Linked DNA regions of Mus musculus: regions 1, 2 and 4 are each linked to region 3. Evidence: chromatin loops called from intact Hi-C (ENCODE). Cell type or tissue: left cerebral cortex. All regions are shown on one strand. Each heading gives the region's core, and the rest is flanking DNA. Links, peaks and the distances in the headings are about the cores only.

Region 1 (7,587 bases), core at 1,051-6,050, 280 kb after region 3:
TGGGTTGTTAAGGGGGTGATGGGCAAGGCACTCAGTTCCACCGAGGCCTCCCTAGCTGCCCATCCCCAAGATGGGCCCAGCCTCTCCACTACCCCAGTTCCTGGGGGCATGATGGGACCCTGGGAGCAAGAACAGCAAGCCACCAGGGCTCTAAAAGCTGGTACAAAGAGAGGCCCACTGTAAATCCACAGTGAGGGGCGTGGACTTCCTAAGAAAAGGTAGGAGGTGGTGGTAAAGGCACCTTGAAGGAGCCAGGACAGCGTCACCTTCTACCCCAGAGGCACCTCAGAACCTGCTGGTGCCAGGTCCAACCGTCCCTGGCCAATGTCCCCTTCTCCCTCCAACCCCTGTTGGGGTTGGAAAATTCCACAGGCTCCTTCCTTCTATGTTCAAGGAGGGAGAAAGCAGGGACAGGGACAGGGGTATACAACTGTGAGAAGAGAACACGACATTAGGAGCATTCTGCAACCAGACACAAAGCCTTAGCCGCCCTTAGCCTAGAGAACCACAAGCTCTCCACACAAGCTGAACAAGGGCGAAAGGACATACTCTCAGTCTCTGTCACCACCTTGCCTATGACTCTGGTTTAGTCCCAGGACAGGGGAGAGGAGGACTCCTTGCAGGAAGCTGCCATCCCTAGAACAAATGTTCTAGTTTTAAAGAACTTGGATCTGCACAAAGGTCAGCCTGTAAAGAGGGAACTGAGGCTCCCAGGAGGGCTTGGCTGGGCAGGGTGCCTGAGCAGGGGAAGGCCAGAGTAGGGGGCGGGGGGTGGGGTGTGTGGGGGGGGTGCTGGCTCTACTAGGTCAGAATCTGCTCCAGCCTTTCCCAGAGCTTGGAAGGGGTGGGGCTGCAGCTGAAGCAAAGCCTTCTCAGCCTGGGCAGGCGCTCTCTTGCTCCGCACACACCAGCTTCAGTTCTATCCTTTAGGGGTGGGTGGTGCGTGGTTCAAATGAGCCACAGCTCTTTAAGGGATAGAAGTTGTGAGGGTGCCAGTAGTGTTGCCCTAAACCAGGAAATCAGTGAGGACTCCAACCAGGAGCCCCAAACATTCTACCCCAAAGGCACACAGCATGCTAAAAATAATGCAGCAACTCCAGAAGGTGAGACAGAAGAGCTGGGAAGGTCAGGGGCAGGTTTGCCAAGTTCCTGGATCATTAAGCCTCTGCTGCCCTTGAAGATGTGGGTGCAGCCTCTCCTTGCCAGTAAGCATACATTTGTGTTGTGGTTAAAGACTTTCAACTAGCCTCAGCTGGACATCACAACCATGTGCCTTGGCAGGGGTAGAGATGAAATAAGGTGTCCAATCCCACAGGTCAGTTCGGAAAAAGACACCCGTTCCTCCCCCTCCCTGGGTTCCTCGGATACCTGTTGATGAATCCGTAACCATTCCGGACGTTGAACCATTTGACTGTGCCCAGGACTTGGATTGCTGCCAGGCAGAGATGCAGTGGGGATAGTAAGATGGGGGAAGAGACGGGAGTTGGGCTGAGTTTTGAGAGAAAACTAAGCTAAAACCTAACCTGCCTCCCTAATAAGCTGCGAGTCAACCAGACTTCGCTGGAAGTGTCAAAGTACTCTTAACCCTCTTTCTAAGTGGAAAAACACACAGGGGGGTTTCAGGCTCTCAAACCCACGTTCCTCACATCCTACGGAGTTCAGGTCTTTCACCTAGAACCGGGTACTCACCTGGTCCACCCTCAGGGTCAAAACTCAACAGCCGTTCTAGCCCTCCTAAATTTAAGAGACCCCATCCACCTGCCTCCCAAGCTCAGAGGTTTACCTAACAAGAACCGGAGTCAACTACACCAAGTATCCCGCAAACAGGGGTGTGGCCAGACCCGGAGGTTTTTATTTTCCTACCCAAAGCCTTAGCTGAACCTGCCTGCCCCGCCCTCCGGCTCATGAAGGTGCGGCAAGATTTCCCTCCAGCGGAATCCACTAATAGTTTATTCGGCAGCTCCGGGACTAGTTATGATTAGTCCTTCGGGCCAGGCCTACCTTCGGCTTTCCAGACCCCGCTGCCCCTCCCCCAGCCCGCCGACCCTGAGAGCCGCCCTAGCGCGTGCCCCCCCCTCACCCAGCACCGGCTTGTCCGCCTGACTCCGGGCCGGGGGCGCGGGAGTCCCCGAGGCCGCCGTCGCCTGGTTGCCAGGGGTGCGAGGGCCGGGCGCTGAGGGGGTCCCAGCAGCGGGGCCAGAGGCGGCTCCGCCCCCGCCGCCCGCCCCGCCGCCTGCTTTCTGCGGCTCTCCCGCGGGCACCGGTACCACCACCGCTACCACCCCCGCCGCCGTCGCGGGCACCGTCGCCGCGGGGGCCGCTGTCGCCACCACTGACGCCTCCGCCTCGCTCATCCCGCCGGGTCCAGTACCGGCCCCCGCCGCCACCGCCTCCTCCGCCGCTGCCACCACCACCACCCCGGCCCCTCCCCCCGGCTCGCGGACCGGCCACCCGGCTCGGTCCTCGCGCCCCGAGCCTCGCCCGCACGCCTGCCGCGGGCCCTGAGCCGAGGCCAATCGCAGTCGGCTGAAGCGGCGCGCTCAGGTCCCGCCTCCCGGCCGCCGGCCAATCGTAGCCGCGCAGCCCCCCAGGCCCGCACGCCAGCCCCGCCTCCCGGACTCCGCTCTAAAGCTGCGGCCCCCTCCCGCAACTCCGTAAGTACACCTGAGCCCCACCTCCCCGCCGCCACGTGATGCCCTCGGCCCAGCCCATTGGCTAATGGCTCATTTCCCCTCCCCCTCCGCCCCTTTCCACCGGCCGCGGGAAATCAAACCGGCTGGTGGCGCCTCAACGGCCACCTGGTTTCTGTGCGCAAGGCGGGGCCGGGGCGAGCCTCCAAGGTTGCCCCTGACGACCCGGGTGGGGGTAGCGGCCGGCAGCCGCGGTTCTGCAGTGAGGGGGGCCCGCTGACCTCCACTCTTCAGACGGTCGGTGCCCGAACTCTCCACCCACTACCGCCCTGGGTACCTTCCCACACAGAACGTCCACGCACACTCCAGGGCAGGCACAGTGGCTGTCACAAGCAGAAACCTCTCGTTTTTATGTTTTGAAACAAGGTCTGTGTAGCACAGCCTGGCCTTGAGCTCCTGATCCTCTTGCTTTCGCCTCCCCAGTGCAGCCTTACTGAGTTCGAAGTCAGCTTGGATCATATAGTGAGTTCCAGGACAGTTTGGGCTACACTGAGAGGCAATGTCTCAAGAAATGAGAAAAAAAGAAACAAAGCAACATTTACAGATTTAGAACAAAGCGCAGCTCTTTTCTTAGTTTTAATAAAATATCCATACATGTAGCCAACACCCTAAGATACCTTCTTTATAGGTTATGTATGGTAGATAGCACCTGTAATTCCAGCACTCTGAAAGCCAAGGAAGGAAGATTCACTAGTTGAGGCCAGGTAGAGCTCATGTGTTAAACAAACTAAAGTTCGTTATTTTTGCTCCAGGAAAGTCCTTTTAAGCCTTCTCTGGCCTCCTGACCCTCTTGCCGCAGTTCTGGTGTCTCCCATCAAGTACTTCAGATTTTCTTAGGTTCAGGATTGCAGGACCAGCTTTGTATAAGCTGTTTGCTTAAAACTTGCTATCTTTGCGTCTCGTGGCCGGGGGTGGGAGGAGTGTCTCTTCAAGTATCAACTAACCTATCTTATCGTGACTTTTTAAAAAATATGAAATGGTTTTGACCCTTTATTTCCTTTAATGTTCTGAACACACATTAGGCAGTAAACGCCACAGCAGTAACTCTTTTGTCTCAGCACCTGGAACAACGCATCACCGATCAGAATAAGTGTTGGTTCCCAATCTGCAGACGGCTCTAAGTCACTCTTTCCGAGGGCCGCCTCCTTCACATGAGAGGACATGGGCGACACTAAACAGAGATCATATTTATCCCACTGGGAGTAGCACGAGTGAGCCGCTGAGTTTGTCCGCGCTCCCCAAGTGAGCTCTGGCGGTGCCCGCTACGCGGATAGCCCCGTATGATCTCTCTCCCTGTCCCAGCGCGCCCTCTGCTGGCCTCTCCTGGGGTCCACCTAGTCATAATTTCAACAGCAAACTTGCCCACCGCACCCCTCTGGTCCTTTAAGAGCTGAGGATTGGAATTTTTAGGGCATCAGGCAGAGTGAATACAAAAAGAGAAGAGACAAGAAAAGAACCAAGTCTCCAGGGAGGCAGTAGGTGCGCAGAAATGACCGCTTCCTTATACTGTTAAAGCTTCTAACTCTAACCCTGACCCCGAAAAGAGAGAGATCCTAGTTGAGGAAAGCAATCTCACTGCTGTAACAGAAGACTCAGAAAGGTGTCAAAGGTACGGAGGAGTTCAGATGTGGGCTGAATAATGAGTGGGAGAACGAGAGGAAGCCCACAAGCGGAGGTGAGCCCTTTTTGTATTAAGATTAAGAAACTGGGGGCTGGTGAGATGGCTCAGTGGGTAGGAGCACTGACTGCTCTTCCAAAGGTCCTGAGTTCATATCCCAGCAACCACATGGTGGCTCACAACCACCCATAAAACCACCCATAATGAGATCTGACGCCCTCTTCTGGTGTGTCTGAAGACAGCTACAGTGTACTTATGTATAATAATAAATAAGTCTGCCGGGCAGTGGTGCGCGCGCCTTTAATTCCAGCCCTTGGGAAGCAGAGGCAGGCGGATTTCTGAGTTCGAGGCCAGAACTCAGAAATCCGCCTGCCTTTGCCTACCAAGTGCTGGGATTAAAGGCATGCGCCACCATGCCCGGCAACTATTTTTAATAAAATAAAAATGAGTTGTGGTGGGCTGAAGAGATAGCTTAGTGGTTAAGAGAACTGACTGCTCTTTCAAAGGCCCTGAGTTTAATTCCCAGCAACCACATGTGATGGCTCACAACCATCTGTAATGGGAGCCGATGCCCTCTTCTGGTGTGTCTGAACACAGTGATTCCTCACATATATTAAATAAATAAATAAATCTTTTTAAAAAATGGGTTGTGGCGCTGGGCTTTGCACATGTTAGACAAACACTCTACCGTTGAGCTATAACCCAGCCTCTCAAACTGTTTAACTGGTTTTTCAGTTTGGTTGTTTTGAGATAAGATCTCTCTCTGGAGACCAGGCTGGCCTTGAACCACCTGCTTCTGTTTCTTGAGTGCCTAGATTAAAGATATGTGCTACTATGAAGCAGAGGCTCTTTTTTTTTTCCACCTAAGATATTTGTGGATGACTTTTTTTCTTCCTGGCTAACTGTCCCACTGAGCTATATACCCGAACTTTCCTGCCCATTTTTTATATTTTTTTTTTCTTCTGAAGACTGAGTCTCATTAAGCTGCTCAAGTTGGCCTTTAACTCTTTCTGAAATCTAGGTAGAACTTGACCTCTTGACCTTCCTGCCTCAGGTACTGAGTGAGTTCCTAGACTTTCCCAACACTTACCCCTTCCACAACCCAAGCTCCCTGCCCATTCAGCTTGTTCTCCCCCAGTCTCACATCTCTAGTGTCGTCAGGCCTAGCTGTGCTCTCCCATCTCTTGTTTGTCGTCGTATTTAGTCTCTGGCTCTGCTGATGACTTTCTTCATATTTATTGGCTAGGCTTAGTGGCACACACCTTCAAGCCCAGCATTCAAAAGGCACAAGCAAATGGATTTCTGGGAGTTTGAGGCCAGGCTGGTATACATAGTGAGTTCTAGGAAAACCAGGGTTATACGGAAAGACCCTGCCCACCCCCCCACCCCCCCCAAAATCACATTTATTAGAGACTGAAGAGATGGCTCAGTGTTTAAGAGTGCTTGCTGCTCTTGTTAAAACAAAACGACAACAACAACAACAACAAAATCCCATGGATTTGGTTTGCAGCATCCACATGGTAGCCCATAAGCATCTAACTCAGGTCCCAGGGGATCTGTCGCCCTCTATTGATGTCCTCAGGCCCTGCAAGCAGGTAATGCACTTGCATACTTGGCAGGCAAAATGCAATTTTATTTTATTTTATTTTATTTTATTTTATTCTTGGTCTTTTGAGGCAGGCTGTCTCTGTGTAACAGAGCCCTGGCTACCCTGGACTAAGACCTTGCCGGCTTTGAACTCACAGAGATCTACCTGCCTCAGCCTCCCATGCTCCACCATGCCCTTGCTGCAGTTCTTTTTCTAAATTACACTCGCTTCCTGGAGGAACACATGCCAGAGTACATGCAGAGATCAGATGGTGACTTTCAGGAATCAGCTCGTTCCTTCCACCTCGTGGGTCCTGTGGGAAAGACTCAGGTGGTCAGCTTTGCAGTAAATGCCCTGACCTGACAAGCCAGCTTACTGGCTCCAAGCACCCACTTTCTGATGGCTCTCAAACCTGTGTCTTTCATCCCGAGTCCTCCCCATCTCCAAAAGACGCCGAGACAAGCTAAAGTCCCCCTCTCTCCCCCTCTCACTGAATTAGGTTCCCAGCACCTGACCACAAACACCCACTCCTGGTCGTTCCTCAGAGCCTCACGTTTAGAACACTCTCCTCTGGATGCCAAGGCTTAGCAAAGCACAGGGGAAGCTTGGTGGCATTTATTTAAAATATTTCAGTGATTAAGAAGTTGGGCCGGGCATTGGTTGAGCACACCTTTAATCCCAGCACTCGGGAGGCAGAGGCAGGCGGATTTCTGAGTTCCAGGCCAGCCTGGTCTACAGAGTGAGTTCCAGGACAGCCAGGGCTACACAGAGAAACCCTGTCTCAAAAAACCAAAAAAGAAAAAAAAAAAGAAGAAGAAGAAGAAGCTGGCGTCACTTCCGTGCCCTCATAGCACAAACTTCCAGCGACCTTCCTTTCCAACCTGCCTTTTGTTGCCTAAATGGTTTTCCCTCTCATCCTTCTCCCCTGGTGGGAGAAGAACAGCTAAGATGGCATCTTGCTATGTAGCTCTTCTTCTTGGCCTGGGACTCAGTATCCAGGACTCACGCTAGTCTTCATCTGGTGGAGCTCCTTCTAACCCTGCCTCCCAAATTCTGGGGATAAAGGCATGCTCGACCTACCCTCCCAGGCTCTCTTTCCTCTCTTTCAATGGCTGCAATCTCCTGTCTCAGGGGCTGGATTGGCACATACCTTGACCTCTGTCATTTCCTCTTCCACTCCCTCCCTCCGTCCCACTCACTTCTTAGCTGCCTTCCCTGGAACTGTGAGCAGTCTGCCAAGGCCTTCCCCTTTCTCTACCCACCTCCACTTCCTCCCATCTGTTACATCTGATGCCCCTACTTAACTTCCTCTTTCTTGGGACCTGTGCCCCATATTTCTAACTATAGTAATACATAATAGAAATTCATTCCACACCATACTAGAAGGCCAAAACCAAGGCTGTTAGAGGTGCTAGGTTCTGCTCCCAAGGAGAATCCTTTACTTTTTAAAAATTTTTTTAAAGATTTATTTATTATTATATGTAAGTACACTGTAGCTGACTTCAGACACACCAGAAGAGGGCATCAGATCTCAATATGGGTGTTTGTGAGCCACCATGTGGTTGCTGGGATTTGAACTCAGGACCTCTGGAAGAGCAGTCAGTGCTCTTACCCGATGAGCCATCTCGCCAGCCCCCGAATCCTTTATTTTTAAAGGTTTATTTATTTTATGGATGAGTGCCCTATCTGCA
Region 2 (7,587 bases), core at 1,739-6,738, 160 kb after region 3:
AGCTGTCCTCTGGTGACTTACTGCTGAAAGTCTCAAAGTACACACCCACCCCAGCTCTATAGCCCTCCTCAGCCTGCCCCGCCCCAAATCTAAGCTACTCTTTACTCCTGTCAACTTTACATTCCAAAGCACAGTTGATTTCAGATAGTAAACAGGACTAAGGCAGTGTCTGGGGAGGATTAGGGCTTCCATACGGGCTGTCTGATGAGAATGCCTTATGGAGCAGAATGGCCACACTGGCCGTTATCATCAGCTGCAGAAGTGCCCCTGATGTAAGAAGGTTTGACTTACCTTTTTTTTTTTTTTTTCTACATCACAGTGGTGGAGACACAGCATGCATGAGGCCAATCCATTCTTTGGATTTTGAGTTTAGATCTTTTCCTGGGCAAGCACTACTATGCCACAGGATCCCTGCTCCAGTTTGCTTCTCTATTGTTGTCACCAGACGGTGACAGAGTCACAGCACACAGTCAGCCACACTATCAAGAGAGACAACAATGACCTCTATCACCTGCGGAGAGTAACTTCTAATGGTCAGTAGATTAGATGTATCGTAAATGCATGTGCCAGCCGGAGAGATGGCCGAGTCAGCAAAAGGCTTGCCACAGAAGGGTCAGAACCAATGAAAAATATTAATAATAACCTGAGCACAGCATTATCTGACAATAATCCCAGCAAAGGGAGGCAGAGACTGGGGGATCCCTGGGACTTGCCGGCCAGCCAGTCTAGCCAGATTCAGTGAGGGGCCCTGCCTCAAAAGATATAAGGTAGAGAGTAATGGAGAAAGACACTCAATATCAACCTATGGTCTCCACACATGACAACATGCAAGCACACACATACAACATGCATTTACAGCTTGCAATGAATTTATCAGACAAGATCATCCCGTGATAAATGATGAAGCATCCGCACGCTGCCGCCATGGAATTTTCCATTAGTTACTATTTAAGGGTTTTCTTTTTTCTTTTCTTTCTCTTCTGTGGTTATGTAGATGGGCTCAGACTGTATGGTTATCTTTCAGTTTGCATCTTTCACATAAGTTCTTTAAATTGTTTTTTTTTTTTTTAGAAAAAAAAAAGATTTTCTTCTTTTTGGTCTGTGAGCATGGATATGTCTGCACGAGTGTAGGTCATGCATTCAGGGGTGCCTTCAGGGGTGTCAGACCCCCCCCCATCTGGAGCTACAAGCTATTGAGGGCTGCCTGTTGTAGGTGCCAGGAACCCAACTTGGGACCTCTGGAAGAGCAATACACTTTCTTAACTGATTAGCTGTTTCTCTAGCCCATTTAAATATCATCAAAATGATCCACATACAGCAACTATTACTTCAAAGTAAGTGATTTGTATCATATACTGAAGACAATCTCCTTGTCAAGAGGCCCCAATGGGCAGCGTCACCAGCACAAGCCCACGGCAGCCCCATCAGGCAGGCAAGAGGAAGGGAGACCGCTGGAGACCGCTGGCTGCCTGTGGACAGGGGGAATAGTTCCCTCAACCTGAAGTGACAAATGTTTTTGACCGTGTCTTTTCACATTTCCATGTTGAGTTTTCCTCTTGAGACTTCATAGTTTTTCATAGTCCTGATATTAATTACTTGTTATAAATGCTTCAACTATTTCATCCAAGTCTGGCCTAGTGCTTGTTTCTAATTTTAGATGTCAGATTTGCCAATCTCTTCTGTAGAGGAAAAATATTATTTTCCTGCAGTGTATTTGTAAAAATATATACATATTATGTCATTTATATATATACATGTATATATACATATGACTATATATTGTATTTTCATGTTATTTATGAGCAAACATTTTGCCCTGTTTTGTTAGTAATTCATGTCTATAAGTTATCTGTAATTGCCCTCATTCCCACCCTTGGTTATACTAATATAACTTTGCATTCATGTGTCTGTGATCCTGAGCTGGGTATTCACTGCGTTTATTCAGTGTACAAAGCAGTTTCTGTTCGTTGTGATGAGTGTCGCAGGCCAGTGTGTTCCATTCCAAGTCTCTGATGCACTCAGCACAGGGGGGCTGCAGTTCCCTGGTGGTTGGTCCTGCCCCCAGCAGACAGAGGTCAAAAATCCTCCCATCTTCCAACTGAGACTTTAGGACAGAATAACTAGCTCACGTTGCTGTATCTGTCCACGGCGAAGCCAGGCTGCCAGCAGGCTGTGCTACCCAAAGTTCATTCTGTTTTCACAGCTCGGCTGCTGACCCGAAGCCTTCCTAACATGAGCCAACCCACACCTGCTTCCTAATCCCAATGACCAGACAGCTCATGAACTTTTATTTCTCTTCCTTTTACTCTAAAAAAAACAAGCTGACAGAAGAGAACTGCGCGCTGGGTTTCAATACGCACCCCTACCACCACCAGGCATCATACACCATTTCTCAAACACCATTCTTTACCGGTCCTTTAAAAATCCTACATGAGAGTTCCTGGAGATGGGGAGACCCTTAGGTAGGCTCTACCAGTTCTAAACCTCAGCAGCTCAAGGAATTAAGGATATAAATGAGGGGAAGGAAGGTTCCTAATTAGCCTTATCCAACTTTGTCTCACAGACCCAGCGGTAGGGCCTCCTGCAGACGTCGTCATTCCAGCGGCCATCCGTCGTGAAGTGGGCACAGTCCTCGCCTCCTCCAAGCCCATGTCCGTACCAGTTATCTGGCTGCTCTGGTCTCCAATTCCTAGAGACAGAAGATGGCTGTGAGCCCCGGGAGATCAGACTCTCAGTCATGTCGCCAGCCTTGAGACCCCCGGCCCAGGATGACACCAGCTACCCTGCCCGCAGACCCACACTCACTGGAAGCCTGTCTCGTAGTCTGTTCCATCCACCCATTTCCAGGGCCCGTTCTGGTCAGTTAGGCCAATCCAAGTGTTTAAGGGGCCCATGTGGCGCTGGAGGAAGTTCTGAGGAAAGAAGCAGACTTAGTGACCTCTCCTTTCCACCATCTAGCATCCCAGAAGAACCCAGCTCAGCGTGGCCTCACCTGCTCATCCCTGGAGGTCACCACCACCAGATGGGCATTTTCCAGCTGGCAGTACTTGTCAGCTTCAGTCCAAGGCCTCACAGAGCTGGAGAACCAGTAGCAGCTGCCTTCATACTCCACCCAGTTGATGGGGCAGCAGGTCCTTTCAGAGCCTGAGGTGAGGGAATGCAGGGTGAAGGGCTGAGCTGCTGCCAGGGTGGGGTGCTCAAGAAAGTGGGACTAGTACCCCCATCCCTCACCATTGCCCCGAAATGCAGCCATCTGGCAGCTCAAGCTTCGCACGTCAGACACTAACTGCTTCACGTGCAGTAGCAAACTGGAGTGATCTGGGGGCCGGGGGGATGGGGATGGGGGGGAGTGGCAGAGGACAGGAGGAGGCAGAGAGAAGAGGGGAGGAAGAAGGAAGAAATGAGGTGAGTGTGAACACTGGAGAACAACCAATCATCACAGGCTCCCTAGCCAAAACTTTGATCTAGGCTGCGAGATTTGGCCCCATGTCAGACCCCTCCCCCCACCTGACCTCCCCCTCCTCTCTCTCTCTCACCCTCACCCTCTCCCTTCCCTCTTTCTCCCCCTAACCTCTTACCCTTTGCCCCTCATTCCCTCTTCCTCCCCCCTCTCCCCTCCTTCCCTTCCCCCCTCACCCTCCCCTTCCCCTCCCCTCCCCCTTCCCTCCCCCCCCCCCGCCCCATCCTCACCTTCAGTCAGATCCTTCTGCTGTTTTTCCAGCTTCGACTCCACTAACTTCATCTTTCTTCCCACACTACTTCCTAGAGGATAAACTTGTTCAAAGTCCTGACAACCCCACCACCCCTCACCCAGACCCAGGCCCCAGACCCAGTCCCCCTCACCCTGGGTGCTCAGGGCCTTGACCTGGTCCTCAGTGCTCACAGTGAGGTTGCTGAAATTCTGCCTTAGAGCCAGCAGATCTTCCCGGAGTTGGGAATCTAAGCAAGAGAGGATGTGGGTAGAGAAAAATAAGTTGTCTGTGTCCACCAACCACCGCACCCACCGCTTGCTCACACACACCCGAAGTTGCCCCCTTTCTCTGCCCAGCCCTGGCCACCCACTTTGGGATGTGATCACACAGACAACCACCAGCAACAGAATGCTGAGGCTCGAGGAGAGCAGGAGGAGGCGGGATCCAGAGCAGAGTCGCTGCAAGAGCCGTGGAGTGGGAGGCGGCCCTGCAAGAGAGCGTATCAAGAGTTCACTACCTGGGCCAACCTAAATCCCGAGGTATTAGGAAGAGCGCAAACTAAGCTCTCCAGTAGACTAAGAGGGGCCGTATAGATTAAGAAATGTGGGCCGTGGACAACCCTGCAGGACCTAAAGATAGGGAAGAAAGGGGGTTATCAGAAGTGCAAAGCTTTGACCTGCCCTAGCATTCCCGAAGCCCTGGACCTCTGCTGCCACCCTGTGGCATAATATTGTCATTACAGACGATGAACCACGCCTGGGGAGTCATTGCTCCACCAAAGTGTGGGAAGGGTGGGTTTCCTCCTCTTTCCGTGAATCCTGTGCGTCTTTGGTTGCATGCAAGGAGAAAAGGTGAGCCTCTCCCACCAAGGGAGAAAATGACACTCAGTCCTGTCGGTTGGCCTGCGGGCTTTCCCTCCTGCCCCCCCCCCCCCGCCCCGTTTCCCCTCCTGTGCTCCTTCCTGCATAAAAGCACACTGCCCACCTGGGATACCTCAAGAGCTCTGTATTTGTTTGTACAGGCACACGACAGTCCCTGCTCAGAGGACAAAGTAGGGAGAGCAGATGCTTCATCTTTCATCCGTGCTGAGACCCTCAGCCCCCTCTCCAAGGGTCCCTTAAGTCAAACTGATCCTGATCACCTCCCATCCCCACCTCCACCTCCACATACACACTGTTGAAACTGAAGAAGAAAGGGACCTAACTTCAGACGGGGCTGACAATAAGCTCATGCCCCCGACCTTCAGTAGGCCCCACACCTTGGAGCCACCCTCTGCCTGGGGTCTTGAGAAATGGGTAACATTGGGAGGAAGCTTGGACATCTGTCACTGAGGATGCCAACACTATGCCCTGTACCCTATGTCCCAGCAAGAGTGATGCAGCCACTGTTTTCTGAGTGTATGGAACAGAGCTAGGGATCTCCACAGGACACAGGAGCTGAGTCGGAGGGACAGAGCCACTGATGTTCTCCTCCAGAGGGGAGAACCCCTCGCCTCTCTGAAAGGGAGCACCTCTCACCTCTCCGGAGTTGATGATGGTCATTATCATTGTCCAGGTGCTGGAAATCTTGATAATCCTTTGTCATGATGGCACTGGATCCGGACCTAGGACAGCCAAATTTAGAGCCTTTAGAGCTGAGGCCGAGGCTAACAGACTCAGAGCTGGATGAAGTCCAGTTCCCTTTTACATCTGACTAGGTGGACATACTTTCTGTCTCCCCTAACCCTATCTGCTCCCAAGCCTGACATCCAAAAATCTATCCTCTAGCTGGACATGATGACACATGCTTTTAATCCCAGTATTCAGGAAGCAGAGTCTGGTGGATCTCTGTAGGTTCGAGGCCAGCCTGGTCTACAGAGTGCATTCCAGACTAACCAAGGCTACATTCTGTCTAAGAAAAATCTCTCCTCTCCCATTCACACACACTGCGCATGTGAACCCATACAGCCACTCTCTCTTGGCTGTCACCCATCCCTTCTCCTCCTGCTGTACTTACTGAAGGTCCCTCAGCACCACGAAGAGCCCAGGCTAAGGAGGGGGCTGAAGCCTGAAGAACCAGGTGAAGAGCCCTGGGCAATGGGAGGGGAGGGGACAGGGTCCATCCAGGGCCCATGTGTGTCCGAGCACGCTGAACCTGGCATCACCAACACCGGGACTTTGAACCATAAACAGAGGTAGGAGTAGACTTGGAACTGGGGAGGTATAGGGGAGGAAAGAAGGCATGGGTGACCTCTATTCTATTTCTCAGAAAAGGGGAGTCTACACACACACACACACACACACACACAGAGGCACACACATCTACGCATGCACTTCCGCATGTTCAATACTTGTTACCTTTTTGTGGGTGAGACAGGCCTTAAAAGGCTAGGGAACAGTTTGCTGCTTGCCCTCAGAGCCCTCCCCCTTTCGGTCCTGAATTTCCCAGAATTGTCCGTATCTCCAAATATCCCTGACCAGGATCAGAGGCACCAACTGATTCCCCGCTCTTGCCCAATCCTGCCCTGTGACCTCAGTGTTATAATTGCAAGCTGTAGATTCCTGGGGTCTCAGCTCCAGGCTCCTCAGCCCTAACCTGACTGACTCACTCTATGGTAGTCCTCCAAGCAGCGCAGTGGTAACAGGAGGAGCAGCTCCCCTCTAGGATCAGGGCCAAGAAATCACTGATTCTACCATATGCCCCAGGACTTCAACCTTTCTCATCCCCAGAGAACAACCCATTCTGCAGGCAAGAAAGCTGAGGCTCTGGAAGACAAGGGCTTCTCAAAGCCATACTACACAGAAGAGCACAGACTAACACCCGGGCAGCCCAACTCAGTGACCTGTGTGCTGCCTCCAGCACCTCACTCAGAATGGGATCCTTAGCTGTCCCACGCACCAGGTCCCCAAATCCCCAGAGAGGCTTAAACATGGCCCCTCATGGTCCTGAGAGCTTCAGAGAGGCCTGTCAGAACTCAGGCTTGGGACAAGAGCAATATTCAACATATAATCCTCCTCCTGTTAGGCTCCACAGTGAGGAGTGGCCTCTGTGGCCGTCTAGAGCCTGTGAGCTATTCAGGAAGGTGCCGCTTACATAAATCCAACTACTCTGTGCGTCCTTGCTTGTCTGTGTCCTAAAAATCCGCATGTTTACATGAACCGGGCTTGCTGCCAGCGATTTTGGTGAAAATTGGGCCATTAATTTAACACTCTCTGATTTTGCCACTTACAATCTAGTTTATTCTGGCAAGCAAACAGATACAGATCCAGTCTGAATAGTAGCTCTACTCATAGAGGTAGGGACTAGCAGGGGGCACCGAGCCTCTTGCTCTCTCAGTGCTAGAGAGACCTCAGCCCTAGCTTGTAAAACTGGAAAATGCTGTAAACTCAGGATTTTTGCATCTTTCTATTTGCATATTGTCCTGGAAGAAGGCATTTTGAAATACAGTTCATACCTGAGAGCCATGCCCTAAGCTCATGGATCAGAGAGCAGTACTGGACTAATGTTAACACACATGCTTGAATAAATGTTAAGTGTGGATTGTGGATGTATGAATGAGTGTGTGTGTAGTTTTTCATCCCTTTTCAATAGATTTCTATTTAGAGAGATACATTTTATAATATATATTATACATATACTATGTATAAGTATAATATATAACATATAACATAGTATATATACATATGTATATATATATCCCATTGGATATGTGTACCAGTCATTTACCACAAAGTAAGTACCCCACAACTTAGCAACTTAAACAATAAACACAGACCATCTCCACTGTAAAGGTTAAAGTGCGGCTTCGACCATTGGTTCTGACTCAGAATAATCTCTCCTGAGGACACAACCATGATCTCAGTCAGTGCTGTGTTTGTTGAAAGACTGGACTAAGGCTGGAAAATCAACTGCCAAA
Region 3 (7,587 bases), core at 1,790-6,789:
CCTATGTATGGAAGAAGGTGGCTTGAGAGCAGAGACTGGAACTGATAAAGCTAATGTGTGACCTAAGAGACTGAGCCTCACCATGTAGCCCAAGCTACTCTTGAACTTGAGAACTGGCCTCCTCCCAAGTACTAGGATCACAGGTGCACACAGCCTTACCCAGATGGATCTTTGTTCCTCCTAGGCTAACAAGGGCAGATCAAAACGCAAGGAAAAAAAGTAAGGGTTGGGAGCTAGAAAGAAGAGCTCAGCTGTTAAGAGCACTTCCTGCTCTTCCAGTATGCCAGAGCGTCAGACTAAGTGGTTCACAACCACCTAGAATCCAGAGGATCCGATATCCTCTTCTGGTATCCGTGGGCACCCCCCCAACCTCCCCCACCTCCCACGTAACAAATAAAAATCGGTTTAAAGGTAGGTCTGATGGTCAAGCTCAGCATCTTGCTCCTCTCCCAGCTGACCTGCTTACTCCTGGTGCCTACACCTGGTTCACAGCTGCTTGTAAGTCCAGCTCCGAGAGGGTTGTCCTCCACAAACACACATGAGTTAAAGTAATTTTTAGAGGTTAAGAAAGTATGAGGTTTAGTTATGCCCCTAACAAACTGGAACTGACTAGCTGACAATTTCTCCAAGATCCTCTTAAAAGGCAAGGATTTGGACAAATAAAAACTGGGCAGACATCATCCCTCACCGCCCCGGGGCTGCTGGGACCCTGTTGCTTTCAACTAGTTTTATTGAAATAAGTAGAGATGCTTTGAGGTCCTGGTTTGGCTAATGGAACTCTCAAGAGGGTAAGATAAAAATTCTTTATTAGGGAAGGAGGTCAACCAAGAAAATGATCAACAAGTGGTATCCCGGATGGAGCCAGTACCCCCTGCGGAAAGCAGGGAGACTTGTGGAACTGGGAGCAGCTCCCCTCTCTCTGGTGGAGGGGTTGCTGGAGGTGAGGCTGGACGGCAGGAGGGGAGGGCTCTGGGCAGCCCCATGTAGATGAAACTGCCAGAGAGGATGAAAGAGCTGCACACCAGGAAAGAGGCACTGAAGTCTCCTGTCTTATCCCTTAGGAAGCCTGAGAAGAGGGGAAAGGAATTTAGAAGCTTGGCATCTCAGGGGCAGAAGAGAGTCGTGAGCGAATCCGCGAGCTCAGCCCTTACCTGACAGAGGAGGGCCCAGGAGTCCCCCGAGGCTCATCAGCATCATCACCAGCCCTGTGGCCTGCACCACACCTCCAATGCCCACCAGCCCCGGGAGCACACCGAAAACCAGTGGGGCATAACTCCCAGCGCTCAGCCCATAGGCCCCAGCAGCGGCCAGCAGAGGAGCCCCCCAACCCTCCTCTGTCCCCACAGTGGGCACTAGTCCCATTGCTAGTACCCCTAACCCAGTCAGAGACCCAAACACCACCAGAAGCCTCGGAAGGGGCACCCAGCCCTGGTCTGCCAGCCATCCGCTGGCCAATCGGGCACAGGCATCTCCCACTGCAGCGACAGCCACCACTAACGCTGCCCCATAACCACCCATGCCTTGATCTAAAGCATGCGGACCCAAATGAACGTAGGGGACGAAGTATCCGCCCCCGATCAAGGCGGTGCCCAAAGCAAAGACTGAAAAGGCCCGGCGCTTGAACAGACCTAGGCCAAGGGCAGCTAGGGGGGTGCGAGGTGGGGCCAGCGGGTCACCAGAGAGAGCTAAAGGTCTTAGCAAGGCGCCACAGGGTGTGAGGTGAAGGGTGACAGCGCCAAGGAGGAGCAAGGCACCCCGCCAGCCGAAAGTATCAAGGAGGAACTGCAAGGCAGGTGCCAGGAGCAGCGAGGATGCCCCATTACCGGTGAGCGCCAACCCTACCGCCAAGACCCGACGGCGGGAGAAGTACCGAGAGAGGGTACCCAGGGCTGGGGCAAACACCAGGGCCCAGCCAGAGCCTGCAAATGGATAGGACAGGATGAGGGTACAGGCATGGCTTTGCAAACATTCTTTAGCCCCTCTTCTCCTCTGCACGCTCACGCGGACACACACACACACACCGCCTTGTACAGTCCCCTATCCTATAAGAAGTTCCTGTCCCCATTATCACCCCTTAAACATACAGCCACCCCACTCTTCTTACCAGCGAGGAGGCCCAGGCCGAGGTAGAGGTGCAGGAGGCTTCGGGCGAAAGCCGAGAAGACCAAGCCAAGCGAGGTTAGGACTCCCCCAACCATCACCACGGGGCGTGCCCCCCAGCGAGTGCTCAGGGCGCTGCCCACTGGGCCTAGAAGGGGGCGGAGTCAACGAAGACATGCCCCGGGACCCCCAAACTATCCGAAACATTTCTCATTGGCTGTTTTGCCTGGCCTGGTAACTCCTCCCATTGACCTCAAGACCCACTCTTCTAGAATTTGGTTCCACCAGTAACTCTCAGGTTGTCTGGTAATCAAGTCTGCTGTCTCCCATCACTACATCCACGGCCTCTCCACCCGGTGCCCGCCTCCCACCTCGGGGGGCCCCCCTCACTGGCTGCCTGCTGCACGGCCAAGGCCAGGGCGCTGACCCACGCAGTGTCCTGGGCGCTTCGTTCAAAGTGCTCCGCGAGGTCGGGGAGGGCAAGGCCCAGGGAGCGTAAGAGCCCGTAGGAGAGCCCGTTCACGGCGAATGCTGCGGCCGCCACCACCCAGCCCCAGCCCCCGTCCGGGGGTCCGGCCGGCTTGGGGGTCATCGCCGTCTGCTGGGGTGGGGAAACACCTGTGAATGAAGTCTCCACGCCTGGGCCTCCGCTAGGGAGCTGACGTCCCTGAGATCCAGCCTCGGGCTGCTCGCCCAGGGAGGGCACGTCGCCCGGAGCATGGGCGCGGGAACCAGGCCTAGGGATAGAAGTCCTAGGTGCGCGTGAGGTCCTGGGATGGAGGGGCAGCAGGATCCCCCAGGCCAGGGGCTCATCCTTCCCAAACCCTCTTTCTCTTACCCGACCTCTCCCGGCGTTGGGGGTAGGGAAAGGGCGAAGGTGGGTTCGGCCGGATTTTCTCCGCGCTTTCCGCAGAAAGGGTTCTGCGGAGCAGCTAGCCAGCACAGAGATGGAGCCCAACTTGGACCGCTCTCTCCAGTAAACAGAGATCACCACAGGGGCCCAAGCCACCTGGGACACGGGGTGGGGGTGGGGGTGAATACCGAGGGCGGGGGAAAGAGAGACAGCCAATCCACCCAGGCCTGGCTAAGGCCTGACGCCGAGTCCCACGAGGATTGAATTATCCACACACGAGCCCCAGCCCTGGTTGGGGAACCGCGAGGAGTGAGCGTACCTGGTGGCCGCGCCCCGCCTCTCCCCGCGCCTCTCACGCCGCGGGGCTCACACCCACGCACCTGCTGCGCACGCAAGAAGAGCCCGGTTGCACTCTTCGCCCGGCCAACTGCCCACGCATGAAAATAGCAGTGGTCTCCAAAACCTAAATGAGTTCTTGGATTCTCGGATTTGTTGTTGAGGATCCTGTAAAGCTCCAACATCAAATCACTCAAATCACTGGCCTCCAATGGACAACACCAGCATGCCCTCACTAGAAAGGAAGGCGAGTTCTCGGTACCAAGACCTGTGATGTTCCAGGCAGTCTTTACATACTTGGCCATTTCATCCTTACAATATCCCTATGAAGATGGCACTATCCCCATTTTACAAATGTAATAGCTGACCCCTAACCCACCCCAAAGCGTTCAGCTAAAAAAAAAAAAAAAATTGAACTTAGGTTTATACTATCGTGGGAGGATACAGGGAGAACAGACCTAGGAGTGACACAGAGATTGGGGACAGTTGAGGGAAAGAGCTTGGAGAGACAGATTGATGTGAACTGTAGTGGAAAGGACAGAATTCATGCAGAGCCACAGTGTGAGGGTGGCTGGGAATAGCTGAAAGGCTTGGGCAAGATTTTTTTTTTTTTAAGGAAGAATTCAGAGAAATAAACCCAGGTGTTTTTCTTGAAGATTTTAACGAGCAACCTTCTTTAGCAGTCACTATTGCTTTACTTCCGCCATTTGATTCATTTGGTTTAATCATTAAACAATGCCATTGAAATTTCAGCGATTTGCAGGTTGGAGCTTATATCAACCCGTAGCCACGGGATGGCGGTGTTTCCTAATTGATGAGAAAGTATCAGCCTAGAAAGGGAAGAAACGTAGCTGAGAAGTCGTGAAACTGGAAGACTAAAGAGAGTAGACAGACTTTCAGAAGCACATCACTGTGTTTGGGGAAGGCCTCACAACCATTAAAGGAGAGCCAGGCTACCTTCCCATCCCACACTCCCACCCCAGGGAATCAGCGTCCTCCCTCCTCAGTAAGTCTACCCTTTTCTCAGTTCTGGGTTTTCACATAAATGGTTTTTCTGCTGAAATGTCCTAGAACAGAAGACCATGAAGGTGTGAGGCCCTGCCACAGACACCTTAGGAAAGTGGCCTCACTGCATTCACCAGCCAGGAGCTGTCTGTGAAAGCCACCGGAGTGGTGGCGCCTGCAGGTACTCAGCCACCAAGGAGGCAGGGAACAGCTGGCTGGTTTCTTGAGAAGGCCAGTAAGAAGTCTGCTCTCTGTAAGTGGAACCCGGCCAGCCCAAAGGAATGGCTCTCTCCGTGATGAAATAGAAATACAGCCAGAGAGGAGACTATTTCTGGGTTGTACCAAATAATGCTGTGTACTTTGGCAGAATGCAAAATCCGGAGCCTAGGGTGATTGGTTGTGAAAGGGCATGTTCCTCGTCTTCCTCATGCTCATAGCCAGAGCCAATGTGTGTTGTCCATGGAGTTAATGAACATTGGAAAAGTGGACCCCCTACCTAGAACCCCAAGAAGACTTACTAAGCTTGACTCTCGCTTCGCTATCTGAGTGCAAACGAGGATCTGCTTCCTTGTTTTTCAAATGGTTATAATAACAGTTACCTGATAGGGTTGTTGTAAGGATTAAATTCGTCATGGCGTATGCATGTGAAAGTAAGAGACTTAGAGCAGTGTCTGAATAGGATCCGTAACAGCCCTCACGGGCACCACCGTAGCCCAGGGCAACTGGACAAGGCTCTATCTACAGCACTGCCTCCCTTTGCCAAGTGGCCACTTCAGACTCAAAACCAAGTTAGTAAACTCAAGGTCAAGGAACCACACCAATCCTGTGAGTTTTTTTTTAGAATCACATGGGTTATAAAGTATGAATGCTTTTTGAAACATTAAATGGAGTTTTCTTTTTTGGGGGGTGGGGGTGGGAAGGATGAGGCTCCTGAAGCCCAGGCTGACCCAAGTTCACTGTGTAGCTCCTGAAGCCCAGGCTGACCCAAGTTCACTGTGTAGCTCCTGAAGCCCAGGCTGACCCAAGTTCACTGTGTAGCTAAGGATGACTTTGAACTTATGCTGCCTCCCAGGTGCTGGGGTTAAAGGTAATCAATCGCCTTGCATCAGCATGTAATCCCACCTCTGGCCTTTTCTCCTTCCAAGCTAAATGTACAACCATGTGAGCTGTCAGAAGTTCTTTCTGTCTTCTTTTTTTTTTTTTTTTTTTTTTTGTTTTGTTTTGTTTTGTTTTTCCGAGACAGGGTTTTTCTGTAGCCCTGGCTGTCCTGGAACTCACTCTGTAGACCAGGCTGGCCTCGAACTCAGAAATCCGCCTGCCTCTGCCTCCCAAGTGCTGGGATTAAAGGCGTGCGCCACCACGCCCGGCTCTCTTTCTGTCTTCTAAGAAGGTGTCCCTTTACCTATGCCCTTTAAGGCTCCGAGTCCCAGACAGAGACTGGACTGCGGCCGCTGTCCACTTTCAGGTGGTGTTCAGCCTGCAGAGCATCTGTAAACAAGGGTCTAGTCTTGTCTTCCTCAGTCAGCAAACCGTAAGGCACACCCCATGAAGCTGTAGGTGTGTATGTGCTCGGGGACAGAAAGCATTGTGAAAGGAGTAGGATCGAGGGGCATTTGAGCAACTTCATGTCACTTGGTTGTGCCTCAGGACCTGCTCCAGCCCAAACACATCCATACCATTTCCATTCCATAATGGATTGCAGCTGCGCATGTCCAGCTTTATGGCTTGGTGGGTCAGACGACACCCAGCTCATGATGGACAGCTCACGTCGCATGGTAATCTGGTTAATCCGTCATCAAGTGCCAAATGTTTAGTTTCCACTAAGGCCCAGTAGCAGGCCAATGGCTGTCTGCAGATGATGGAGAGCCATGCCTTCACTGTGATTCACCCCCAGGAGTCTGACAGAGACTCCGAACAGCATCTCTATCTGCCACCAATACCTCAAGTACCATCAAGTCTACTGCATTTCATGGTTCAAGTGGTAGAGCAGCCTGGACCTGCTGAAGAGACTTCTCCTGTTCCAGATTCCACACAAAACTAGCAGCTTTCTGAGTCACTCAGTATGGGCTGGTGTAACACACCCAAGTGAGGAATGTGCTGTCTCCAGGAACCAAATAGATCCACTAAACATTATACTTCTTACTTGGTAGTAGGAGGGGCCAAATACAAAAATTTATCCTTCGCCTTAGAAGGAATATCTCTGCATGCCTCACACCACTGAACTACTGAAAATTTCACTAAGGTAGAAGACCCTTGAATTTTGGTTGGGTTTATTTCCTGTCCTCTGATTGGTGTATGTGTTGTTACCAATGAGCTCAAGTGATGCTACTTCCTGCTAACTTTGTTCAATCAGCATAATGTCGTTCATGGAGTAGACTGATGTGATATTTTATGGAAGGAAAAAAATGTGATCAAGCTCACTTCAAATTAAATTATGATACAAGGCTGGAGAATCAATTTGCCTTTGAGGTATAATGATAAAGGTGTATTACTGGGCTTGTTAGGTAAAAGCAGCAGTTTCTGGTGGTCCTTGTGTTCCTGTGCTAAGAAGAAAGCATCTCCTAGGCCAATGGCTGCATATCAGGTACCAGGAGATGTGTTAATGTGCTTAAATAAGGACAGCATACCTAACAGCTATTATAATTGAAATCACTGTTAGATTAGGTTTGTGACATTCAACTGCCATTCTCCTTGACCCATCTGTTTTCTGCACAAAATAGAAGGGTTGAATGGAGTCACCACCTCTGCATCTTTCAAGTCTTTGATGGTGGCACCAGTTTCTGCCATGCCCTCAGGGGTGTGCAACCAATTTTAGCTTGTTTTTGCCATGCTGGGGATGAGGCCTGTGACCCATGCATACAAAGCAAGCACTTTACCAACCGATCTTCGTCTCCAACCTACAGAATTTTTGTTACATGTACATGTGTATAAATACATACATTTATTCTGTTCCTCCAGAGCCCCACTATTTGATACAGAGACTTTTGTCTTTACCACTTTTCTGGTTTTGTTTTTCTTGTGTTTTCCAAGCTTGTGAGAATGCTGACTTCCTTATCCTGACCAAAACTAAAACCAAGAGAGGGCTCAGAATAAGTTTTATTCATTTTTATACAAGATGTTAATAGAGTGGTAATATACATCTATAATCCTAACACTCCGGTGGCGGGACAGAGGGATCACAGGTTCAAGGCCAGCCTGAGCTATATAATAAATAGCTCCAGGTCAGCTGTACTGTTGTGGAACTATGTCCTTCAGGGATGGCATGGCCATGGCCATCTTGACACCCGAGCAGC
Region 4 (7,587 bases), core at 1,769-6,768, 140 kb after region 3:
GTGATGTCAGCTGTTTGTGCAGAGTTGCTAGGCAAGAGGGTGTGGGCATCTGTTGCTTTATCCCTGCATTACCCTAGCATGGCCACCTCAGCAACAGCAGCCCTGCATGTGGCTGCTCCATCAGTGAACAGCTCCGAATCCTGAGCTGTCAGTAGCTGATCTGGCAAATCAGTTGGCTGCGACAGACAGCAGCAAGAATTTCTAAGTGGTGGTGTTCCCAGTCAGAGGCAGGGTCTGTTATTGGGGAAAGAATGTCTGATTTTAGGACTAAGGCTGTCTGCAAAACAGTGTTTGGATTGTCTAGAAAAAAAAATGGCCTGTTATTTATCCATTAGTCCCACCATCATCCAACGAACATCAGAAGAAACTGTTCAAAAGAAAAGTCCTATGGCTCTCATAAAATAGCACGAGTGGCTGCAACTGCTCAGAGACAGGGTAGCCCTTCTGTCTGTATGTTTGTCTGTATGTTTGTTTGTTTGTTTGTTTGTTTGTTTGTTTGTTTCAAGACAGGGTTTCTCTGTATAGCCCTGGCTATCCTGGAACTCACTTTGTAGACCAGGCTGGCCTCGAACTCAGAAATCCGCCTGCCTCTGTCTCCTGAGTGCTGGGATTAAAGGTGTGGGCAGAGTAGCCCTTCTTTAGACGCATGTCGGTGGTGTTAAGAAATAAGCACTCGATGGCTATGGCATGAGGACCTGTAGACCCATTCCTCGCTCTTCAAGGACAGTTGGAAGGGCTTTCAAAGGCAACTTAATCCCAAGGCTGGTGCCATTCACAATGTCACTTGTTTATTGGTCCTCTGCTGCCCAAAATAAGGACTCAATAGACTTAGACATGTTATTTTCATACACAGACCTCTGTGTGTGTGTGTGTGTGTATTTATAGTTGTATTCATGCGTGTCACTAGTTCGGGGACAGAGGGGTCAGAGGAGATTTGCTCTCCCCACATCTAGTCTACGACAAGGAAGAAGGAGCTAGACTTGTTCTTTGACTCGTGGCAGCTGCTTTATTCCGAAATATTTCCAATTGGTAATAGTGGCGCTTGCCTATGATCCTAGCAATTGTGGGCCTGAGACAGGAAAAATTGTTCCAAGTTCAAGGTCAGCCTGATTTTCAAACCAGCTTAAGTTACAGAGTAAGATTATATCTAAAAAACCAAAATGCCAGGCTGTGGTGGTGCACACCTTTAATCTCAGAAGAATGAGGGAAATCTCTAAGTTCAAGGCCAGCTTGGTCTACAGAGCAAGTTCAGGACAGCCAGGACTACACAGAGAAACCCTGTCTCAAAGGAAAAAAAAATTGACAGAAGAACTTAAGGAGGGAAGGGGTTATTCAGGCTCCTAGTTTAAAGGCAGAGTCTACTGTGGCAGGGGGTTGTTATGAATAAAATGCCATCAGAAGGGAGGGTTCAGTAGAGAAGTCACACAGAATTACCCCTCAGAGGGCACTGTAGTAAGAGAGTGCTCCCTGGTCACTGAAGGTGGGACATGACCAGGCCTACAGAGAGAGAGAGAGACAGACAGACAGAGACAGACAGAGACAGAGACAGAGCGACAGAGAGCCTTCCCTTCAAATCCTGAGAGCTGGATTAGGGAGAGCTGCCAAGTGTAGCATGAGGAAAGTCTCAGGAGAAGAGATGGGCCTTCAGCTCCCAAGAAACAGGAACTTTCCTACCTTTATAGGTTTGCAGGGGCTGCTGAGAATTTCCACTCCCTGTCATTCAGTCTGGCCTAGTCTATGTGGGACAGGGCATGGAACCGGCAAACTGTGCTGCTGTTGGAATGAGGCCAACAGGCTCACAAGGCCACAGTAGAGAGTGCTTTCCTACCAACTCTGTCCCAAAGAGAGCTGCAAGCTTGGCGGGGGGGGGGGGGGGGGGGGTGCTGGTTTCTGAGCGGGGATCAGTGGAAGGGAACTGGTGGCAGGAGTCTAAAGCAGCTGGCTGCATCCAGTCAGGAAGCAAAGAGACAAAATTGAACCTGAGTCCTCTAGAAGAGCAACCAGTGCACCTAACCACTAAGCCATCTCTCCAGCCATGGTTCATAATCAGGTTTTAAAAATATTTTTTTTCTAAGACAAGGATTCTGTGTGAAGCCTTAGATGTCCTGGAACTTGCTCTGTAGATCAGGTTGGCCTGAAACTTAAAGATCCAATTGCCTCTGCCTCCTGAATGCTGGGATTAAAGGTATACGCCACCAAGCCGGGCTAAATGTATTTTTTTTAAGATTTATTTATTTATTTATTATATGTAAGTACACTGTAGCTATCTTCAGACACACCAGAAGAGGGCATCAGATCTTATTATAGATGGTTGTGAGCCACCATGTGGTTGCTGGGATTTGAACTCAGAACTGTTGGCAGAGCAGTCAGTGCTCTTAACCAGTGAGCCATCTCTCCAGCCCCAGCTAAATGTATTTTTTAAACTGAAATAGAATCGTATCACTTTCTTTCCTGCCTCCAGCACCTTCCTCTAGCCCTTCCATGCACCTCCCCCCCTCTGAAGTTGATAATGTATAACCTGTTTTCCTTTATTATTGCCATATATGTATATGTGTATGCACAAATGTATTTTAATACAACCTGCTGAGTCCATTTGTTTTGGTGGTGTATATATGGCTCAAGGTTGATCACTCTGAACTAGACAAACAATAAAAGGCTCATCCCTAAGAGAAGCCAATTGTCTCTCTCCCAGCAGTCATTAGTTTCCTGTAGGTCGTCTAGGGGTGGGCCTCCATGAAAACTTCCCCCTTCCATGTTAACCTATCCATCAATATCATCATTGCTCTGGCCTTGTTTACACAGCCATGCCTACAAAAGACTGTTTCACTTTCTGTATCCTGCATCTTACAACCCTTTGCCCCCTTTTCCACAATGTTCCCTAAGCCATAGATAGGTGCAGGAGCTGTGATGTAGATATATTCCATCATGGCTGGGCCTCCTACAATCTATTGGTCTCTGCATTGTGTCCAGTTGTGGTCTTCTGTGGTGGTCTCCATTCGCTGCCAGGAGAGGCTCCTTTGACAGGTGTGATACCTACAGGATAAGATTTAGAATGATGGAAGAAGTTATGCTTGTCTAGCAAAGTGGTATGAAGTGGAAACTTACAGTTTCTTTGGAAAGTCAGTTGTGTTGGTTGTTGTTTTGCTGAGGCAAACACATGAAGGACTGTTTTTCTGAAGCAGACACAGGGGAAAGGATGTTTTTCATCCTTTGCACATGAAAGGATGCGTGATGAAGGATGCTTCACTAATGACAGGCATGTATTGGTTCACCTTACATGGCAATGATGAGCTCTGCTTGCCATGAATCCATAGAGAGAAACACACCAAAAACCTCTGGTGGTGTGCTGGCGGCTTCTTGCCACTTCCCCGGACTCGGGTCGATTGGCAGAGTGATGTCAGCCGGTCCAGACTCACGTGGAGTTTTGTTAAGACAGACTCACATGCTGAGGCAAGACATGTGATGAGGCAAGATCCATGGAGGACACATGATGTTTGGAGAGAGTATAAATAGGACTCGACGGAGAGTGATGGGGGCTTGCACAGCTAGCTTTGCAATGCTTGTAGTATCTTCACAGATCTTCACTTTGTTGAGAGAGACACAGCAAAGAACTCCTGGTGTCCCTGCTGACTCATGCTGAGTCAGCGGAGGCCTGGCTATATCTGCTAGGTCATGCCACAGCTGCTGATTTGTGTTTGCTATTCCAACACTCCTGAACTGACTGACTGTATATCTGTGAAGTGTTTTCGAGTGTATCTAGCTGCCGATGTTGACCTGTGAACTGGACTGTTGATTTTCTAAACAGGTTGACTTCCCCGTATCCTAATAACCTCTCTTTCCCACTGCCTCTGCTGGGCGGTAGCCTAGAAGGGAGGATAAAGTGTTTAAGAACCCATATTAAAAGTAGTCTCTGAAAAATAAAAACAATGGTGGTAGTAATACGTTCTCTTCTCAGCTCTATGACCTTGCTAGTTCCGGGAAGCTAGTTCCAGTACGAGGCATGGTTGCCCTCTGTCGAGTGAATGTCAACTCCACCAACATGCAAATGCCACTTATTGCATTTTTATATATATCTCACCCATGTGCCAACTGTTGTGGGTCACAGGTTTGCAGCTGGGTAGTGTTGTGGATTTGGTCTAACTCTTGTATTGTGTTTATTGGGTGCCCAAAATTACATGGGAATCTGCACATAAGATAGTGAGGGACCCTGCCCCCAATTGGTTTTGATTGGTAAATAAAGTTGCCGGTGGCCACTGGCTGGGCAGGGAGACAGAAGGAGGACTTTAGAATTCCCAGGCAAGGGACCGAGGGAGGAGGGAGAGAGCCATCACTCTGGGAAAGGAGCAAAGACAAGGCCTAAGAGGTGCAGAAGAAAGAGCATAACCATCACGTAAGAGTTGGGGATCGTGGCCCAGGAGCACGGCAGGTCTGGGTCCGGGACAGCCAAGATGGAAAATAGGTCTTAGTAAGTAATAAGTCAGGAATACCAGCGGCGGGGAGACTGTTAGCCACATGGAGATTAGGAAGTGGCCCAGCCTACACTCAGGATAGCAGCGCCACCGTGTGGTACAGCTCCAGTTTCAGGTGCCCTTAAGCAACATTTCGCAATACTATTTATGCCTCTTTCCTAAATACTAAAGTGAAATGTTAGACCGTTAGTTCTTACAGCTTCTTTTTAAAAATCCATAATTAAACTCCTAAGACTAAGTTGACCACTTACACACACACACACACACCCCACCCCCAGCTCCTTTCAATAGTGGTCACTCTTAGAGTGACCAGGGAAAACTGCTTGCGGTGAGGTCAAGGAGGCGTGGCCTCAGAAGATACCAGTTTTCTGGTTCCAATCCAGATATGCTGAACCAGATCCAGAGCCAGGACGACTGTGTTCTAAGTTCACTGGCCAAAGGCCGGCCGTCTTGGGTCTTACCTATCTCTAACAGTTCACATCCTTTCTTGCCGTTGAGTGAGAACTGCAGGGTTGGAGGTAAACAAGAGCACCTACCCAGAGCTCTGCTCCGGGGTGGGGTCTTCCCACGCAGAACAAAATCCCACTCCCCGGGCATCACTGCCACGCACTGAGTGGGTAGTAGAATCTCCTGCAGTAGTTTCTCTCAGCGTCTCACCCCAGGTGTATCTTCTCAGCCAGCTCCTTTAACCAACTGCCTCTGTGGATCCTCAACACTCAAGTCTGCTACAAGCATCTCTTCAACCTAGTAGAAGATGAAGCTTCTGGCATGCATGTTTTTGACGCAGCCTGCAACAGACTTTGCGGTGCTCTGATTGGCCAAAGAGCATATTTGAGAACCACCAGCTGAGACTGCGCTCCTGTCCTTTGTGGGGAGATGGGGTCCATTGCTGCGGATGGAGAGGAAGGATCCCAGCACCAAAATCATTCAGTCTTTTCATCCTGCTCCTTGCCTGCCTGCAAAGCCCAGTAAAGTGTAGTGAAAGTTCGTCTGCAGCCGCAGCCTGGCAGGCACGAAGGGGATTGGGAGTGGGAGTGAGGTGTCTGGGAGGCTACAGGAGCCTGCTGTAAACCCAGTGGTCCCTGGACTGGGAGTCTGGCTAAATGTGATCCATGCTTCCACCGGATTCCAGCATCCCATCCGCCCTAGAGGGTGGAGGTGGGGGTCTATCTCACCCACCAAGCCTGCCTGTAACTCCTGCTAGCAATAGCTTTTGTTCTTAGCTTTTAAAGATAAAACGCGGTGCTGGGTTTCAGGAAATTAAGCTTGTGTGTGTGTGTGTGTGTGTGTGTGTGTGTGTGTGTGTGTGTGTGTGTAGCCAAACTGACATTTAATATCCTCCCTAGATGAAGTCAGCAGGTAACCTGGCAAAAGGTCCTTATTCTGACAAAAGCTGGTCTGAGGCTGTCCTGCCTCATAGGCCCGTGTACAGAGCTGATGACTAAACACACTTCTCTAGACAAGCAACAACTTCAACAAAGAAATCAAAATCCCAGCCAGGTTTTGTAATGCATGCCTTTAATCCCAGCACTAGTGAGCCAGAGGCAGGTAGATGTTGTGAGTTTGAAGCCAGTCAGGACAGAGAAACCCTGTGGGGTTTATTTTGTTTTGCTTTTGTTCATTTGTTTCTTTGTTTGGGCAAGGTATCCCTGTATGGCCCAGGTTGTCTAGAACTCCTCAGTCCTACCTCAGCCACAGCCTCAGCCTCAGCCTCAGCCTCAGCCTCAGCCTCAGCCTCAGCCTCAGCCTCCAGGGCTAGAATGATAGGCATGTGCCATCATGACCAGCCCCATCTTTTGGAGATGTGTTGTCATTAGGACATGTCCAGGACTGGAGAGAAGGCTCAGCAGGTAGGACAGGTAGGAGTGCTTGCTGCTCTTGGAGAGGACCAGGCTCCCAGTAGCCAGGTGGGAGTTCGGGGTAAGAACTTACAACCGCTGTGAGTCCAGTCCTATCGAATCCTCTTCTGGCTTGGGGAAATCTACACTAACTGCGCACATCCACACAGAGACACACATGTATTCACATAAGTTTAAAAAATATTTTTTAAAAAAAAGAGAATTCCTCAAAATTAAGTGGTTCAAGGGAAATACATCATGACTGAAATAGTAACACTAATCTCAGTTCTAAGATGAATGCTTTCAATGACAAACGTTCCTTTCTTATAATTCCAAAATATGGGAAGGTCAGCTGTCAAAATAAGAAGTTCAGCAGGAGGTCCGGCATCTGGTGAGGGTGCTCTTTCTAGTTTGCAAACAGCAACCCTCTTGCAGGTGGCCACATCACATCCAACGGTGGTCAGAAAGAGTGGATGTATGTGTTCTTACAGTTTCTCATAGGCCCCAATCCCATCATGGGGACCAGTCGCTCATGACTTCATCTAAATCTAATCAAAGACACCAACATTGAATCCCACCATTCCATCATAGTGAAGGGAGAGCATCAGCCGGGCAGTGGTGGCACACGCCTTTAATCCCAGTACTTCAGAGGCAGAGAGAGGTGGATTTCTGAGTTTGAGGCCATCCTGCTCTACAGAGTGAGTTCCAGAACAGCCCGGGTTATACGAGAAACCCTGTCTCAAAAAACAAATAAACAACAACAAAAAAAAAAAATAGAAGAAGGGAGAGAGAGCATCAGTGTAGGATTTTCAGGAGCACATTCAGCCTATAGGCTCCTGGGCCTTGCTAAAATCTGGACTGGCTCATGAACAGGCCAGGCAGGATGTGCCTGTTGCCCAAGTAGATACTTAGAAAATGGACTGGAGAACCATAGATGATCAGGGACATGAATTCTACCTCAGGAGCCCAAGGGTAGGTATGGCAGGACACGACTGGCCGAGGGTATTTACGAGGACTATAAGACACTCTAAGCAATCCACATTGATCAAAACACCTAAAAGTCACAATGTATACGTGTATCTTGATTTACATAGCACCCCACAAACCTGCACAACTTTTATGTCAATTTAAAAGATAGAGAAAAAGAAAGAAAGAAAGAAAGAAAGAAAGAAAGAAAGAAAGAAAGAAAGAAAGAAAGAGGGAGAAAGAAAGAGAGAGAAAGAGAGAGAGAAAGAAAGAAAAAAGGGAGGGAGGGAGGGAGGGAGGAAGGAAGGAAGGGA

Evidence for each region. A loop is a pair of places that touch in the nucleus more often than their neighbours do. Peaks named below come from ENCODE experiments on the same cell type or tissue, not always from the same donor. Only the 100,000 strongest peaks of a DNase experiment are listed, where the experiment ranks them.
Region 1: a loop joins it to region 3, with 9 times the contacts of the local background. A loop is called at or near these places in 14 of 42 quality-filtered maps.
Region 2: a loop joins it to region 3, with 4 times the contacts of the local background. A loop is called at or near these places in 26 of 42 quality-filtered maps.
Region 4: it touches region 3 in a loop (5-fold over the local background); 16 of 42 quality-filtered maps call a loop at or near these places.

The regions. Positions count from the first base shown.
Region 1 is chr11:69,930,742-69,938,328 of GRCm38, reverse strand. Ybx2 (Y box protein 2) reads right to left here and starts at 2,430. Exons shown (of 9, transcript NM_016875.3): 1 at 2,081-2,430; 2 at 1,369-1,432. The coding sequence starts at 2,354. In left cerebral cortex, for the core only: CTCF peaks have their summits at 4,007 (motif pointing left) and 5,876; DNase peaks (open chromatin) are centred at 2,648 and 3,990; H3K4me3 peaks cover 1,299 bases.
Region 2 is chr11:70,052,589-70,060,175 of GRCm38, reverse strand. Asgr1 (asialoglycoprotein receptor 1) reads right to left here and starts at 5,821. Exons shown (of 9, transcript NM_009714.3): 1 at 5,688-5,821; 2 at 5,210-5,295; 3 at 4,063-4,179; 4 at 3,844-3,939; 5 at 3,691-3,762; 6 at 3,232-3,318; 7 at 2,993-3,144; 8 at 2,806-2,912; 9 at 2,281-2,689. The coding sequence starts at 5,276. The coding sequence ends at 2,533. In left cerebral cortex, for the core only: a CTCF peak has its summit at 4,422 (motif pointing left); DNase peaks (open chromatin) are centred at 4,113 and 4,406.
Region 3 is chr11:70,209,616-70,217,202 of GRCm38, reverse strand. It overlaps Slc16a11 (solute carrier family 16 (monocarboxylic acid transporters), member 11), which reads right to left and starts at 3,293. Exons shown (of 5, transcript NM_153081.3): 1 at 2,939-3,293; 2 at 2,491-2,701; 3 at 2,105-2,248; 4 at 1,152-1,919; 5 at 789-1,066. The coding sequence starts at 2,692. The coding sequence ends at 837. It overlaps Slc16a13 (solute carrier family 16 (monocarboxylic acid transporters), member 13), which reads left to right. Exons shown (of 4, transcript NM_172371.3): 4 at 1-411. In left cerebral cortex, for the core only: a CTCF peak has its summit at 4,067 (motif pointing right); DNase peaks (open chromatin) are centred at 3,298, 4,088, 4,497, 6,371 and 2 more places; H3K4me3 peaks cover 1,654 bases; H3K27ac peaks cover 1,500 bases.
Region 4 is chr11:70,071,824-70,079,410 of GRCm38, reverse strand. Gm32946 (a long non-coding RNA gene) reads right to left here and starts at 1,740. Exons shown (of 4, transcript XR_879978.1): 1 at 1,675-1,740. In left cerebral cortex, for the core only: CTCF peaks have their summits at 2,240 (motif pointing right) and 4,561 (motif pointing left); a DNase peak (open chromatin) is centred at 4,546.